Regions from separate parts of the Homo sapiens genome. Here region 1 is linked to region 2. Evidence: read pairs that join two places in POLR2A ChIA-PET (ENCODE). Cell type or tissue: OCI-LY7. All regions are shown on one strand. Links, peaks and the distances in the headings refer to the core of each region. The heading gives the core; the rest is flanking DNA.

Region 1 (5,388 bases), core at 184-5,183, 160 kb after region 2:
GGGCTCATCCTTTGAGGTAAACAGCAGTGCTCATAGTTTGTTTTTTTCCCACCCCTAAAAGTACTCTAAATTTGGTGAGGATTCTGGATTTTAAATAAAGAGGGTCTTCAGAATGATTTTTGGTTGCAGAACTAGTGGAAAGTAGGAAGAGTATGCTTTAATACAGGTTCTAGGCCAGAGTCAGTGGGACTCAGTTCTTTCTGTTGTATTATTAATTTTAATTAAAAAATTATTAAAACTTTTAATTATTAAAAAATAATCATCACAAATGTTTGGTAATTTGAGAATAGAGCTGGGTCTCTAGAATCAGAGAACTAATCTTGAGTTTGTATACAGCTTTCTATTTTCTTCTTGCAACCACTAAAGTTACCTTGTAGAACTGTCATAGCCACTCCTTTGGTTCAGTTTTTTTTGTTTTTTTTTTTTTTCATTTTTTTTGAGACAGTGTGTCGTTGCATCACCCAGGCTGGAGTGCAGTGACGTGATCTCGGCTCACTGCAACCTCTGCCTCCTGAGTTCAAGTGATTCTCCTGCCTCAGCCTCCCTAGTAGCTGGGATTACAGGCGCCTGCCACTGTGCCCAGCTAATTTTTGTATTTTTAGTAGAGATGGGGTTTTGCCACATTGGCCAGACTGGTCTCGAACTCCTGGCTTCAAGTGATCTGCCCGCCTTGGCCTCCCAAAATGTTGGGATTATAGGCGTGAGCCACTGCTCCCAGCCAAGACACCACACCTGGCCTTTGGTTCTTAAATGTTAAGCAAGAAGTTACCTCTCAAGAAAGAAATGGTAATAGAGCAGAAAGTGTTATGAAGCTGTAAGTTCACTAAATGAAACACATTTTTTAAAGTAACCCAAATAAGGAAGCCAAAGACATTTTAAAATTCTGTAGTATAGAAAATATTAACAGGTACAGAATTTCTCTTTAGGGCCCCAGTAGAGGATCTGTTATTAGAGGGAGCATGCCATCTGTGTAAGGCATCATAGGATAAGTTTGCAAGTTACCCCGTGGTGTCTTTTTAAAGCTAGTCCATGTTATTTTTAGAAGGTATTCAGGTTATGAGGTAAATTCAATACAGTTTAGTAAATAATATTATGGCTGCAATTTTTTATACATTCCTGTGTTTTTAAATTAGTTTATCATTTTGCTTAGCTCTATAAAATGCCAAGTAGGATAAATTTATGTAGTCATTTCTTTTTTTTTTTTTCTCTTTTTGAGATGGAGTTTCGCTCTTGTTGCCCAGTGGGGAGTGCAATGGCGCAATCTCGGCTCACTGCAACCTCCACCTCCCGGGTTCAAGCAATTCTCCTGAATCTGCCTCCCGAGTAGCTGGGATTACAGGCACCTGCCACCACGCCCAGCTAATTTTTTTTATTTTTAGTAGAGATGGGGTTTCACCGTGTTGGCCAGGCTGGTCTTGAACTCCTGACCTCAGGCGATCCAACCTTCCTCGGCCTCCCAAAGTGCTGAGATTACAGGTGTGAGCCACCGCACCACGTAGTAATTTCTTAGATAACACATTCATTTATTAAATTTATTTTACTTTATTTTGAAACATCACAGATATGCCTGGTTCTGAGTGATTTTAAAGTAACTTCATATTTTTACTTGTCTCTAAGAGCTTGATTTCCATCCACAGTTTTTTATTATTCCAAGATACAGTCCTACTTATAGCATAACTTCCAAACATAATTTTAATTTAAAGGAACATGTCATAGAATTAGGATTGGAAAATCTTGAAATAGAAATCTCACATACAGTTCTTTGACATTTAGAAATTGCCTCTGCTTTCCTATTTCCAGTGATGAGACCCCTGGTTCTGGACCCACACTGCCTGTTTTTCAATTCTAGCTCTGCCTCTTAGGTGTGTACAGACTGACTCATCCTCCCTGATCCCTCAGTTTTTTTTATCTGGAATGTGTGGTCAATACTGGTACCTGTCTCAAGGTTTGTTATGAAGACTGGATGTTCTAAATTATATTAAATATTTAGCAGAATGCTTGGCACATGAGAAGTGCCCATTTAATGTAAGTTGTTGTTAAGGAGAGGTATGTTATTTAAGGACTAAAAATTTGTGCAAAGAATAGTAACAGAAGGATAAAATTCCATAGTCATTGCTTAATTTTGTCAGAATTCAAGTTTTTAATTCACCGTGTACCCCTAAATCAAGGCTTTGAATGGCATATTGTAAGATTTCATACAAAGGGAATCATTGGTAAAATATTTCTTGCTTGGGCAGTGGCACGATCTTGGCTTACTGCAACCTCTGCCTTCCTGGCTTCAAGCAATCCTCCCACCTCAGCCTCCCGGTTACCTGGGACTACAGATGTGTGCCACCACGCCCGGCTAGTTTTTATATTTTTTGTAGAGACAGGATTTTGCCTTGTTGCCCAGGCTAATTTCAAACTCCTGAGCTCAATTGATTTGCCTGCCTTGGCCTCCCAAAGTGCTGGGATTACAGGTGTGGAGTTTAAGTGGAGTATATTGTATGTTTTAAGTAGAGTATATTAAGTAGAGTTTAAGTGGAGTATATTGTAGTAGTATAATAGTTATTTTAGGTGCTTGCCTGAATTAATAAAAATGTTTTCTAAAAATTGAATATTAATTCCTTTGTTCTGAGAATGGATATAGAGTATGGATAATAAACTATAAGTGAACTTGTCTTTGATCACCACGTCTTCTTTTATTCTTAGTTATCGGTGGTAAGGAAAATTTCAGTTTCAGTTCTTTGTGAAAGTAATTATAAATTCAATTCTCTGATGCTCTAAATTTAGGAAGCTAGTGGTTGCTAGTGAGTTTGGCAGTTAGTGGTTATTAATTTTACATGTGATCTGTTGCAAAAGTTTCAGCTTTTGTAGGTTCCTTCAGTTTTAATAAATATATGAATTTAACTTTGTGGGATTCTGTAAGCCATGCACACATTCATTGCTGTGTTGTGACTTGTAACACTTTTGCCTAACACAACCCAAAGGAAGAAACCATTAATTTTTTTTTTTAAGGATGTGGCTGTTTTTAAAGGAAAATGTTTTACTTCTGATGGTTTTTATAATTGACAGGTGTATTTGTATGATCTTTGTGTTTGAAGAAAAGAATTGTGCTTAATGTCTGTTTTCTGAATTATAAAGGAAATGACTACATTGTACTTTTTCAGAACGATAAAGCTTTTCATCTCATCTGAGGTCACCTTTTTTTTTTTAATTTTCAGATTTGGGATGATGAAATTGTTGCAGACTTTTACGTAGCTGTTCCAGAAATAATGCCTGAACTTAATCGATTAAGGAAGAAACTGAATAAAAAATATCCAAAGCTTTCTCGAAGTAAGAGAATTCCTATTATTTCAATATCCTGTCAACAACTTTCTTGTGAACTTTGCTTAGTTAGGAAACAAAGTTGTTCATGTATGCGTAGAATAAATAGTATGTCCTGGTATTTGAGTTTGAGTTACGAGAACCTACGGGTTTGATTTTTTTCCCCCGCTTTGGCATTAATACTGGTAATCTAATATGATTTGAAAACCTAGTTACTTTATAATACCAGTTTTTAAAATGTAGATCAAAGTCTAGCTCCCAATTAGTGGAATGTATTATTTACTCAGTATATTATCATCATACTGTTTTATTGGCTTTTATCCCTGTTTATCAATATAATATGTATGCCCATTTATTTAAAAGTGTTCAACATATGTATGAATGTTGACCATATGCATGGCTCTGAAGGTAATTTCTCTTAAGAAATTTTCCCCTTATGGATATTTTCTCCTTAAGAAATCTAATAAGAAAGTTAAGGTCACTAAATAAGGAACTGTGTTATAAAGTGTGAGGTATTATATAATAAATTAAAAAAGTGCTAGGGGTGTTCAGTGGAGGTGGAGTTTACACATAGGTGAGGAATCAGGGAAGGCATCATAAAAGAGGTAACATTTAAACATAAAGGAGGTAACATTAGTTGGATGAATTGATTGAGGAGAATATTTTAAGTAGAAGGAATGTATTAATCATAGACACCAAAGTAAGTCAGAAATCATAGGCCAGGTACAAGAAATATTAATTAGCTCTCTTTGACTGTGGGGAGTGGTACCCCTACATTGAAATAGAAGAGAATAATGGGAAATGATGTTGGAAAGGTAGATTGATGCCGTATTGAGAAGAACTTTGAATGATGGGCTAATGAGCATGAACATCTGCATTCTATATTCAGCAGGACTCAGAAGTTTTTGAGATGGGAGTGACATAATCTGTTCTTTAGAGCTTTAATCTGGCAAGAGGTTTTTAAGATAATTGAAACTAGAGACAGGGAAACCAGTTCAGGTACAATGGCAAGAGACTAATAAATGTAATGTTTAAGCTAAGGTCTTCATAACGAGACTGGAGTGAAATGTATAAATGTCAAGGATATTAGGACTTAGCAATTAATTGGGAATGGAGAGGTTGAGGGGGAGAAAAGGAAGAGTCAAATGATACTGAGGTTTTTTAAGTCTAGAGAACTCTCCTAATAAGTGTTATCATTAATGGAAACAGGGAGTACAATTGGGAGGAAAAACAAGTTCACTTGCTGACACAGTTTGTTTTAGATAGTGCTGGATGTCTGGTATATTATTATTTCAAATAAAATTTTGTAGTGTAAACAGAACAAATATTTTAAAATTGTGTTAGTAGATTTGTCTTCAAATTTTAACTCTAGTTGAGCTAAAAAAATTCTGCTAAAATTTTTATATATCCTAGCCACTAACAACTTGTCTGAATTCTAGATCATGACCTGTAAATTAAATTCAAATGGACTTTCCAGTTCTTTTGTTGTGTTAGAGTTTTGTTTATTTTTGATAGCATGCATTAAGTCATAAATATTTATTAGATTTTGAACTGGTGTCTGGCACTTTTTATTAGGGATTTCCCTTACAGCAGTGTTCATTATGGAGTCCAGTTTATATTCTTTCTTAAGTAAGACCTAAAACTGAACATATTTTAAAAATTAAACCAGAATTGCAGTTGAATTTGATGAAAATATTTCTCATAACTTTTTTGTTCTTAATTAAATTCAAGCTCAAATCAGAGCAAAACAAACAGTACTAAATACAGTAAAAACCAAAAATGAATACTAATATGTTTGTATTCTAGATATCTAGCTCCTTGCTTTGCATGGTGATCTGATTTTTAAAAGACATTAATTTTGTCACCTTTGCTACTTTATCCATTCTCTCTGTAACCCTTTTAGCTTCCTTTTTTTTTTTTTTTAGCCTTGAGGGTTTTTTTTTTCTCATTGGCATCTCAATATTTGGAACCTTTTTTAGTTTTCAAATACCTTATTTCTTTATTCCAAATAATAATTTTCCTAATAAAATGTTTATTAGTGAGCTTTACTTTATTTCTCCTTTCATAATGAATTGCAACTTC
Region 2 (5,388 bases), core at 62-5,061:
CTTCTTAGGTTGAGCCATATAAAACTGCCTTTTGTTGTTGTTTAAAAATAAAAAATCAAATACCAGCCATTTCATATGAGTCAAGCAAATGAATCAAAGGATGTTTGCCTATTTCAGAACAAAATATATCAGGAACACTCAAAGATATCCTTAGTTTTCTTAGTGGTTTTTCAGGCTAAAGATGATTTCCAGGACCTAGGATGGCATTCACCAGGAAGGTATTAACCCTAAATGTTTTTGGAAAATTATTCCAAACCACTATCTCTTTAGTATTTCCCCATTCTAAGCAATCAACAACTTTGCGAATATATAAGTAGAGCATATTAATAAAAATAGTTTACAACAAAAACAGATTTTGCATCTTCAACATTTCAATGTCTAATGTCAGCTAGACAATATCATTCTTTATTTTGAGCTAGAGTGAGTTTTCTCAGTCTGACACTATAAAGCATATTATATGCCAGAAGTATACCACTTGGCTAAAAATACAAGGCTGAAGAGAAGAATAGCATTCAGAAAAGTGCACTGCTTCCACTGAATTAGCAAACATGAAAACAGTATCAAAACCCTTATGATGATTAGTGCACTGTTAGAGTCATCTTTCTATTTGTAATAAGGATTGATAGTAAGATATAATGAATGTGTGATAAGCACAATATCAGTATTGTAAATAGCTCAGAAGGCACTATCATTTGTCTAGTATTTGCTACATGCCAGGCACTGTTCTAAGTGCTTTATTCATGTAAATCTCACAATTCTATGAAGTAGATAACATGATTCCCCCCTTGTTAAAAATGAAGAACTAGGCTGGGTGCGGTGGCTCACACCTGTAAAACTCCCAACACTTTGAGAGGCCGAGGTGGGCGGATCCAGCACCTGAGGTCAGGAGTTCGAGACCAGCCTGGCCAACATGGTGAAAGCCTGTCTCTACTAAAAATACAAAAATTAGCTGGGCGTGGTGGCATGCACCTGTAATTCCAGCTACTGGGAGGCTAAGGCAGGAGAATTGCTTGAACCCGGGAGGCAGAGGTTGCAGTCAAGACTGCACCACTGCACTCCAACCTTGGCAACAAGAGCACAACTCTGTCTCAAAAAAAAAAAAAAAAAAAAAAAAAAAAAAAAAGGAAAAATGAGGAACTTAGTCACAGATTGCATAGTTCATAAGTAGCAAAATCAGGATCCAACCATGACAGTCTGGTACCAAAGTCATTTCACTATGTTGTGTTGCCAAATGACAACTAACTGGTTTTAACAAATCAAATACAATGGGAGAAAAACTTGCACTTGAGAGTAATTCAACTTAAGAAAGGATTAAGAAAGGAGCATGTGGTTAAAGTGCCAATTAGGCTAGGGGTTAAAGACAAACACTTATAAACAATGATTTCAGCATTATTTGCTAAGAAGAAAAAGATGTTTTCAAGTTCAGTGACTTTTTTTTAATATTCCAAGTGTAGGCATTTAGGTTATCTTATAGTAACCTTATTGTTACTTACTTTAAATAACTTAAAATAGCCTAGCAGTGATAATATACAAAATTTAGCATATGCTTTGGTATTGGCAAAAGAGTAATAGTCTAATGTTTTCCATTTGATACCTAAAATGCAGAAATTATTTTTATAAAAAGTAAAATGATAAAAGTTCAGACATAAAGTAGTTTAGTGGAGCTCAAGAAGTAATATGAAGCCCTAGGATAATTTTGATCATTCTTCTGTAACTACTAACATTATCCAAATATCATTTAATGAATTCACTTAAAAGTTGCTAACATTATTAAACTAGAGAGCTACACGTAATGAATATTTTCTGGCTGCCCCTTCAGATCACCCTTCTGCAGTACACTCTGTGCCTCAGGCAGCTGATCTTTATTGCATCAACTGCAAATCCCTCCCCGCTCTAGCTTTTGGTTGGATTTGATCAATGGGCAGCCTAGCAGGAGATGAAAGGACAGAAGCAGAGTGAGGTAAGAATATATATTTCCCTGGCTCCCTTCTTTTTGGTTTGCCAGGGATTGACCGCTTCATGCAATTCAAAGCCATCACTCCTATTATGTGGCCCTTTCCTACAACTGTATTTTTTCCAAGTTCTAATGACAGACAGCTCCCACCACTTTCCCTTTTAGGTAGAGGAGTGGTAAAGAGATCTATTACTAAATCCCCTAGTGGCAGAGTACTGCATCATTTATTGCTTTGTTTCCCTTAAACCAGGCAACACCTTTGGTAATAGCTTCTTTATTAAACTCTCTTCTATTACCTTGTGTCCCATCCATGGAATTCTTATGATACATTCCTTAATTTATCTACTCAAAATTTAGGAGCTAGCTGGCCTTTGAACCAAGAGTAAAAGTGAAATTGAAAGCAGTGAGGAAATGATATTATAAATACCTGAATCTGGCAATGAGTTAAGATCTGCACATAGCACCAGCGGGATGGAATTAGGATCTGCAGTTGGGCTTCCAGGCCTACTAGAGGCTTTCTCCAGAATGTTTTTAACCTCTGAGACAAACATCATGGTCTGGATGAGCTTCACATCAGAATACTCTGGGTCCCAATGCATGTGGGCATTTGCCACTATAAGCAGCTGTTTGTCTGCAGCATGAATAGGCTTCATACCTAAATTTAAACATTACAAAAAGAAGACAAAGTTATGCTTTATGTTTGAAGAAATGTGGCATCCTCAGGTTTTCTCAATATGATCCACAGCTACTTCTTTACTCTTTTCCATGAATTTATAACTTCCCTTTTATCTCATAAAGTAATTCTTAGAAGCTAAAGGGCTGAGATTCTGGTAATCCTACTATGGGAATTACTCTCCTAGATCAAGTTGGCAAACTGTAGCCCATGGGCTAAATCTGGCCCACAAATTTGGTATAGCCCTTTAAATATCTGTCATTTAAATAGCACAATAATGTAGTAAGGCAGGTTTTCAGTTGAGTTACCTAAACCTCAATTTAAATTCTTACTACTGTCTAGTACTCATTCACCTTGCATTTCCCAAGCACAACACAGCACAACTGTGATAGGTCAGCAGTAAAGGCAGTAAATTATATTAACCTATATAAGATAAAATAAGAAAGTCATCTGCTACCTGAACAAATTCACACCATATACCGAAATAACATTATTTTTAAAATCAGAATTAGAGAGTAGTGTGCTATAAAAGTCTGGACACGTGGGTTTTAGACTTGGCTTTCTTACTAATTATTTTATGTAGTTTTGGGTCAGTAATTTAACCAGATTCTTTTGGGAAGTGAAATATTCAACTAGAATATCTCTAAGGTTTTTTTTTTATTCCTATAATTCTATGTTTTTTAATTCTGTTAAAATAAACATTAACATAGTACTTTCCAAATGGTAGATGGAATACATTAAGATTTTTGAAAATTAAACATAGTTAACATTTACTGACAGATGTCCATAAAATATTCAAGATATAAAACTATTAATACATATACTCACATTCTGTATGTTAGTAACTCTATAGAGAAATCAACAAGAGCTATAATCTAGAGTATGAATGACATGAGGGATCTCTCACTTTTTACTTTACATACCTTTAAACCATTGGACTATCCGTAAACATACAAATTTAATTTTTCTTTTATAATTTCTATAGAAGCGTCTCAAATTTTTCTATTGGAATATAAGCTTTGGGGGAAAAGACCTAATTTTCTAAGTCTACTAGTTTGTTAAAGTTTCTTTCCAGTCTCACCAAGCTATAATTATCTTCAATGTTGAGAAAATAAGAAACTGAAGTATCTGTTATATCTGACATAGTCACCTTAAAAGCAATTTGATCATAAATGTCTGTAGCCAAATCTTCTAAGCGATCTTCTTTTCCCAGTTTTACAGTGTCACTTTTAGCTATAGATTAAGTATTCACAATATTAAAAATTTTCCCCTTCAAAGAGCCATAAGCACTATATTACTAAATTCCCCTTCTATGAGTACAAGAGATATGTATTTCAGAACGTAAAAGTCTCTACTATTTAGAATTACTCTTCCGCAAATTAAAAGAGGAGTAAAACTCCAAAAGATATTCTCCACAATATCAGAAAAAAAAGTACCAAACTTTGGGAAGAATAAGATTGTAAAGGACATAAAGGTAAATAAAAACGGAGGGGCTAAGAAAAGTAAAAAGTCCAAAATTTCATATCAAAGATTACCTTTGATAAGGAATAAATTGAAGTATGGTGAGAAAAGAAGGTTTGACACATATGCATGGTCTGAATAATTCAAATCAATACTCTAGTCCAAAATAATCTTTTCCTCTACAAAAAGTACAGGGGAAAAAAAGCCCTGATGTAGTCTCACTCCTTTCTTGCTTAAAATGTACTAGTAAACAGTGAGATGCTCAAAGGCAGGCAGTAAGAAGGATAAAAAAGGTCTGTGTATGAAGTACATAATGAGTTTCTGACTCTGAAGGAAGCTATAAATAATCTAAAATGCTAAAGTAAGTACCATGTAGATAAAAGATCCTGCTCTTACCCTGACAATGACTGAGATATAACAAAGAAACTAGAGGAAATGTGCCAAGTCCTTAACCTTAAAGACAAAAGAATCACACTCAAGCTAAAAATATAATTCAAAAAGAGGGCCAAGTCATCATAATTTCTAAATTCAGCCTAACCAAAATATTCCCTATTTAAAAGAACTGTTTGGGATTAATGGCATATTAAAAAAGACTTTACATAGATTATCTGGTAAGTAAAAAAGACTGTGATAGAGAGCACAAAATATCCCAACAAATATATGATGCTTTACACAATGGTGCTATTTTCCTGCCCATCTCCCTTAACTTTCCTCAAAAGAAAATAACTTTGCAATAAATAACGGCAAAATTCTCTTCACTTGTTTTGAGATGGAAAAACTTGGGATGGTGTTTATTTTTAGTAAGAATATTTTACATTGCACTCACCTGCTCCAAATAGTTCTTTGTGGACCTCTAATACCACAGCGACACCAATGTTATCTTTTGTCATCACTCTGTTCAGCATAGCTTCGGATCCATCTGAATTAGCCATCGCCACTTGGTTAAATTCCACTGTATGCTTCTGCACCAATGTAAATCTAAAAGGTACATTATTATAATTTTAGGTACCTAGACTATCATGCTGAAAGATATTAAATGAAAGAAACATGACATGCATTGTCTCCCTTGTCATTTTCTAGCTGCAAGTGACCATGTGATACAGTTCTGGCCACTAAGACACAAGAAGTCTGATTATTGTAAAAAGTTTCTCAGAGGCCCCACCTAACAAAGACAGCATATATATCCCTTCATGCTTTTATACCTTGCCCCTTACAGCTAGTGCTCGGAGAAATAATAACCATCTTGTGACCATGAAATAAGAAGCAGGAAGGCAAAAGCCAACCTTCTAAAAATGGGGAA

Evidence for each region. ChIA-PET counts read pairs that join two places held together with the same protein. Peaks named below come from ENCODE experiments on the same cell type or tissue, not always from the same donor. Only the 100,000 strongest peaks of a DNase experiment are listed, where the experiment ranks them.
Region 1: POLR2A ChIA-PET joins it to region 2 with 10 read pairs; 4 of 35 experiments call an interaction of 5 or more read pairs at or near these places.

The regions. Positions count from the first base shown.
Region 1 is chr4:77,890,936-77,896,323 of GRCh38, forward strand. MRPL1 (mitochondrial ribosomal protein L1) reads left to right here. Exons shown (of 9, transcript NM_020236.4): 6 at 3,204-3,315. Among named protein-coding and RNA genes, the nearest start is that of MRPL1, 31 kb to the left of the region's middle. In OCI-LY7, for the core only: no CTCF peak of the experiment used is centred there; a DNase peak (open chromatin) is centred at 2,776; H3K4me3 peaks cover 1,491 bases; H3K27ac peaks cover 4,363 bases.
Region 2 is chr4:77,726,473-77,731,860 of GRCh38, forward strand. CNOT6L (CCR4-NOT transcription complex subunit 6 like) reads right to left here. Exons shown (of 12, transcript NM_144571.3): 9 at 4,915-5,066; 10 at 2,382-2,609. Among named protein-coding and RNA genes, the nearest start is that of CNOT6L, 90 kb to the right of the region's middle. In OCI-LY7, for the core only: a CTCF peak has its summit at 2,158; no DNase peak of the experiment used is centred there; H3K27ac peaks cover 209 bases.